Linked DNA regions of Homo sapiens: region 2 is linked to region 1. Evidence: chromatin loops called from intact Hi-C (ENCODE). Cell type or tissue: heart left ventricle. All regions are shown on one strand. Each heading gives the region's core, and the rest is flanking DNA. Links, peaks and the distances in the headings are about the cores only.

Region 1 (2,808 bases), core at 303-2,802:
GGCAGTTTGTGGCTGAGGCACTTAGAATTCTATGGTGGCTTGTCCCCTTCCCAGCTTAAGAATCTGTGGGTGTGAGCTCAGGAGGAGGGGATGGGTGTGTGTCTGCATTTTAGAGACCCGCCTTTGTTTTAGCTTCCCTGGCCCTGATTCCTGACTTCCGCTTTCCTTCCTGCCCTTAAGTTCTGTTGAGGAAAGCAGGAGACTGTAGCTGGAGATAGAGGAGGTCCTTGGTGTTTCTTTGTGAACTTGCATCCTGTGTCGAGGGAAACACCCTGTTCCTGGTGGTGGCCTCCGGGCTCAACTCTTCCTGCTGCCGCCTTTCTGAGAAATGTGACCCTGGCCAGGTATGTCTTCTTGGAGGCTTCTAAATGCAGGTCCCAGCTGAAGGGCTGAGAAGGAACAGCAGGTTGTTCCAGGATAAGTAGCTGATACCTTTGTGGAAAAAAATCCTGACGTGGATGAGAGAACGTAGAGCTTGACAATTTGGACTTCTGTTTCATGACCATTTCTCCCTTTCTCTTTCCTTCCTCTTCTCCTTCCATTCCTTCTCCCTCCCTCTTCCTTATTTCTTATTAGAAGAGTTGCTAATTGTGCATGGTTAGTAACTGTGACTGTACCTATTTTTATCTTCGACTATGGTTTTCAGGCTTGATTTTCCAGGGAAAGGTAACATTGGCAACTTGCAGGTGACGTGTGGAATTTGTAGGAATGGCTACATAGGAAAGATGAAGGGAACTAGAAGTCTTGGCTACCCCTGTCCTCCAACCCCTTAAAACCCTCTGGAAAAACAATATGCATGTGTGAATTTGAATCCTACTTCAGTCACCAGCAGAATGTCCATGCGTGTGCCAGTTCCCTAATCTCTCATCTGTAAAATGGGGATGGTGATATTTACTTCTTTCCCAAAGGGTGTTGTGACACACAAATGAGGCAGCATATGTGAAGGAATTCTAAGCATCTCTCTTATCTCCTTGTTCCTGTCTAATTAAAAGTTTCTGTATTGTACCTTGGAATGATCCCAGAAATACTAGGAGGGAGGGAGAATCTAAGTGCTATATTAAATTGCTTTTTGTATGTTTATTCCATTTCTACATAGTAACCATGTGAGGTAAATATTTTTATTTTTATTTTTATTTTTTTTTATTGATCATTCTTGGGTGTTTCTCGCAGAGGGGGATTTGGCAGGGTCATAGGACAATAGTGGAGGGAAGGTCAGCAGATAAACAAGTGAACACAGGTCTCTGGTTTTCCTAGGCAGAGGACCCTGTGGCCTTCCGCAGTGTTTGTGTCCCTGGGTACTTGAGATTAGGGAGTGGTGATGACTCTTAACGAGCATGCTGCCTTCAAGCATCTGTTTAACAAAGCACATCTTGCACCACCCTTAATCCATTTAACCCTGAGTGGACATAGCACATGTTTCAGAGAGCACCGGGTTGGGGGTAAGGCATCCCAAGGCAGAAGAATTTTTCTTAGTACAGAACAAAATGGAGTCTCCCATGTCTACTTCTCTCTACACAGACACAGCAACAATCTGATTTCTGTATCTTTTCCCCACATTTCCCCCTTTTCTATTAGACAAAACCGCCATCGTCATCATGGCCCGTTCTCAATGAGCTGTTGGGTACACCTCCCAGACGGGGTGGTGGCCGGGCAGAGGGGCTCCTCACTTACCAGAAGGGGCGGTTGGGCAGAGGCGCCCCCCACCTCCCTCCCGGACGGGGCGGCTGGCCGGGCGGGGGCTGGCCCCCACCTCCCTCCCGGACGGGGCGGCTGGCCGGGCGGGGGCTGCCCCCCACCTCCCTCGCGGAGGGGTTGGCTGGCCGGGCGGGGCTGTCCCCCATCTCCTTCCCGGAGGGGAGGGCTGGCTGGGCGGGGGCTGACCCCCCACCTCCCGGACGGGGCGGCTGCCGGTCGGAGACGCTCCTCACTTCTCCGACGGGGCGGCTGCCGGGCAGAGGGGCTCCTCACTTCTCCGACGGGGCGGCCGGGCAGAGACGCTCCTCACCTCCCAGACGGGGTCGCGGCTGGGCAGAGGCGCTCCTCACATCCCAGACGGGGCGGCGGGGCAGAGGCGCTCCCCACATCTCAGACGATGGGCGGCCGGGCAGAGGGGCTCCTCACATCTCAGACGATGGGCGGCCAGGCAGAGACGCTCCTCACTTCCCAGACGGGGTGGCGGCCGGGCAGAGGCTGCAATCTCGGCACTTTGGGAGGCCAAGGCAGGCTGCTGGGAGGTGGATGTTGTAGCTAGCCGAGATCACGCCACTGCACTCCAGCCTGGGTAACATTGAGCACTGAGTGAACGAGACTCCGTCTGCAATCCCGGCACCGAGGCTGGTAGATCACTCACGGTTAGGAGCTGGAGACCAGCCCGGCCAACACAGCGAAACCCTGTCTCCACCAAAAAAATACGAAAACTAGTCCGGCGTGGCAGCGCGCGCCTGCAATCGCAGGCACTCTGCAGGCTGAGGCAGGAGAATCAGGCAGGGAGGTTGCAGTGAGCCGAGTTGGCAGCAGTACAGTCCAGCTTCCGCTCGGCATCAGAGGGAGACCGTGGAAGGAGAGGGAGAGGGAGACCGTAGGGGAGACGGGAGGGAGAGGGAGGGGGAGGGGGAGGGATAGGGAGAGGGAGAATATTTTTATTTTTTGAGAGGAGAGAACTGAGGTTCAGAGAGGTTTAAAACAAAATAGCTTCACCACCTGCTACATATGTGGCAGTTATTTACTATCTTGCTGCCTGTTATGACATCTATAAAATGAGGATAATAATAGTTTTCTCTCCATGGAGTGGTTATAAGGATTGAAGTG
Region 2 (2,808 bases), core at 155-2,654, 55 kb before region 1:
ACAAACAAACAAACAAAGAAACAAAAAAAAGTGCCTAATCTATAAAAAGTTAAAAGTCATTAATCATTTAAGTTCATCCACCCATTTCCCAAGATTATTCCCTTGGTGGCATCAAGAGTTTTAGATGTTCACCAATGAAGGGAGAAGGCCATCCAAAGTGAAGGTCTTTGGGCTTTGGGCTAGAGGTTGAAGAGGAATGCACAAAGGGAAATGAGATAGTGCCAAAGATTAACTTAGATAACATTGGAATTCTGCCCCAGAAGTGACTTAGAGAGCCTGAGAATATAGTTTCTGTGTGTTTTCTAGGTAGACTCTGAAAATTGGTTACCCTTTTTTATATCCATTAATGGTAAGATAATTTATTCCCCTGAGCTATACATATGCTAATTCTTAAAGCAATTTAAGATGTGTAGTTTCCATGCCAAGAGTTCCTAACTGCTCTGTATTTTCAGAGTCAGTGTAAGGTATGTATATGTGAATGTATATCTCAGCATGTCTTTGAAAAATTAAGATTCATAGTTTTTATTTTGAATACTCATAATTGGACACAGTCTCTGGATTTTCTGGTTGATTATAATAGTTGGTTAATTCTTTTTTTTTTTTTTTTGAGACGGGGTCTCGCTCTGTCGCCCAGGCTGGAGTGCAGTGGCGCTATCTGGGCTCACCGCAAGCTCCGCCTCCCGGGTTCACGCCATTCTCCTGCCTCAGCCTCCTGAGTAGCTGGGACTACAGGCGCCCGCTACCACACCTGGCTAATTTTTTTTGTATTTTTAGTAGAGACGGGGTTTCACTGTGTTAGCCAGGATGGTCTCAATCTCCTGACCTTGTGATCTGCCCGCCTTGGCCTCCTAGAGTGCTGGGATTACAGGCGTGAGCCACTGCGCCTGGCCAATATTTGGTTAATTATTAAAGGTGCATATGCGCAGCATTTTAGGCAGCAACTTGTGGGACACAAAAGCCAGGAATTTCAAAATTTCCAAAACAATCATTGTGCATTTGATATAATGATAGAGTCTCTGAGGAGGCTGTAAACCTTAAATTGACTGATTTGTCTGGAGCTCCATATTTCTTCCATGATATTTTTATATATAATAGCATAATTAAAATATTTATTTTGCCTTTTCTATTTGCTAAAATGAAACAAAACATGTAGTAATTTGGTAGAGAACCTATATGAAAATGCTAAAAAATACAAAAGCACATTTGAAACATAAGGGTTTGTTTTTGTTTTTCATCGGTGTCAGCATTTTTGGAAGTAAAAAACAAAACAAAAATAGACTATACATCTATGCATTGTATATCAGGGATATGGTTATTATTCAGCTATGTATGCTGAATGTTAACTGCTTTATAATTTTATAAAACAAAACTACCACCCTCTCCTACACATACAACCACTGACTTTCAATCCTCAGCACATTCTTGAGAGTGGGAGTCCTATTAAAGTAACTGCCCTATATGAAGTAGTTACTGGGTGTGCAGGTATGCCAGGAAAGCTAAATTGAAAGTGAAAAGGGACACATCACTTAAATATGCTGCTAGTGCACTACTCACAATAGCAAAGACATGGAATCAACTCAGGTGCCCCTTGACAGTGGACTGGAGAAAGAAAATGTGGTACATATACACACTAGAATACTATGCAGCCGTAAAAAAGAACTAAATCACGTCCTTTGCAGCAACATGGATGGAGCTGGAGGCCATTATCCTAAGAGAATTAGTACAGGAACAGAAAACCAAATACCACACATTCTCGCTTGTAAGTGGGAGCTAAACATTGAGTATGTATGGACACAAAGATGGAAACAGTAGATACTGGGACCCACTTGAGGGAGGAGAGTGGCAGGGCCAAGGGTGGGAGGAGGGTGAGGATTGCAAAACTACCTATTGGGTATTATGCTCATTACCTGCGTACAAAATAATCTGCATACCAAACCCCCACGACACACAATTTATCCAGATAACAAACCTGCATATGTGCCTCTGAACCTAAAATAATAGTTAGAAAGAAAAAAAATGAATAGATTAAAAATAAAATAAATGTACTCCTAGCCAAGCATGGGTGAGTGAACTCAGATGTGTGGTGGCCAAGTTGTCCCAAATTGGCCCTTGATTCCTGTATATCCTCAGCCTTCAGTTCTTAATGTGATATCAGTGTGTGGGATTAAACTAAGCACACTCATGACTAAAAGAGTCACTGTTTTTGGCAAGTATTTAAAGTCAGTTTTGTTATTGGGAAAATTTTAATATAGCCACGTTCTTTTGGAGGTTACAAAGACCAATCTCTCTTTTCTTACTTGCTATTTAAAACTCCTCAAACTGGAAGTTTATCCGCATGCCCAAATGCATCCCTCTTTGTATTTGTTTAATCTTGATCTTGTTTGAAAGGAGCTTTATCCAGAATACAATTTCTTTATTCAGAATGAAATTTCTTTCAGATATTAGGACAGCTTAGATACAATTATATAATTAAAAATCTTTCAACTGGATTTTACTAAATCCATGACTGTATTAGCCTGTAAAAGCAAATTATATTTTGGCCTCTGTAATGGGTTTATAAACTTTAAACATCCCTATTGGGACGGACTGTATTTGTCCTTGAATTATGAGATAGAAAACACTTTCAGAGGTCCAGCCGCATGACTGGACCTATTAATACTTGTGATTGACAAGGAAGCTCCTGATGTTCTTGTTTTTTTGGCTAGCCTTCATTCTATTGGCTGGATTCACATGTGACGTTAAAGTGGGGGTAAAAAGGATGTTCCCACTAATGCAAAATATAAAGAAAGTAAAAATTACTCTGTTGTA

Evidence for each region. Hi-C counts contacts between places; a loop is a spot of excess contacts. Peaks named below come from ENCODE experiments on the same cell type or tissue, not always from the same donor. Only the 100,000 strongest peaks of a DNase experiment are listed, where the experiment ranks them.
Region 2: it touches region 1 in a loop (1.8-fold over the local background); 7 of 110 quality-filtered maps call a loop at or near these places.

What each region holds. Positions count from the first base shown.
Region 1 is chr4:41,048,449-41,051,256 of GRCh38, reverse strand. The region is part of intron 4 of APBB2 (amyloid beta precursor protein binding family B member 2); the gene reads left to right. Among named protein-coding and RNA genes, the nearest start is that of APBB2, 160 kb to the left of the region's middle. In heart left ventricle, for the core only: no CTCF peak of the experiment used is centred there; DNase peaks (open chromatin) are centred at 1,841 and 2,476; H3K4me3 peaks cover 2,390 bases; H3K27ac peaks cover 2,269 bases.
Region 2 is chr4:41,103,685-41,106,492 of GRCh38, reverse strand. The region is part of intron 2 of APBB2 (amyloid beta precursor protein binding family B member 2); the gene reads left to right. Among named protein-coding and RNA genes, the nearest start is that of APBB2, 110 kb to the left of the region's middle. In heart left ventricle, for the core only: no CTCF peak of the experiment used is centred there; no DNase peak of the experiment used is centred there; H3K27ac peaks cover 520 bases.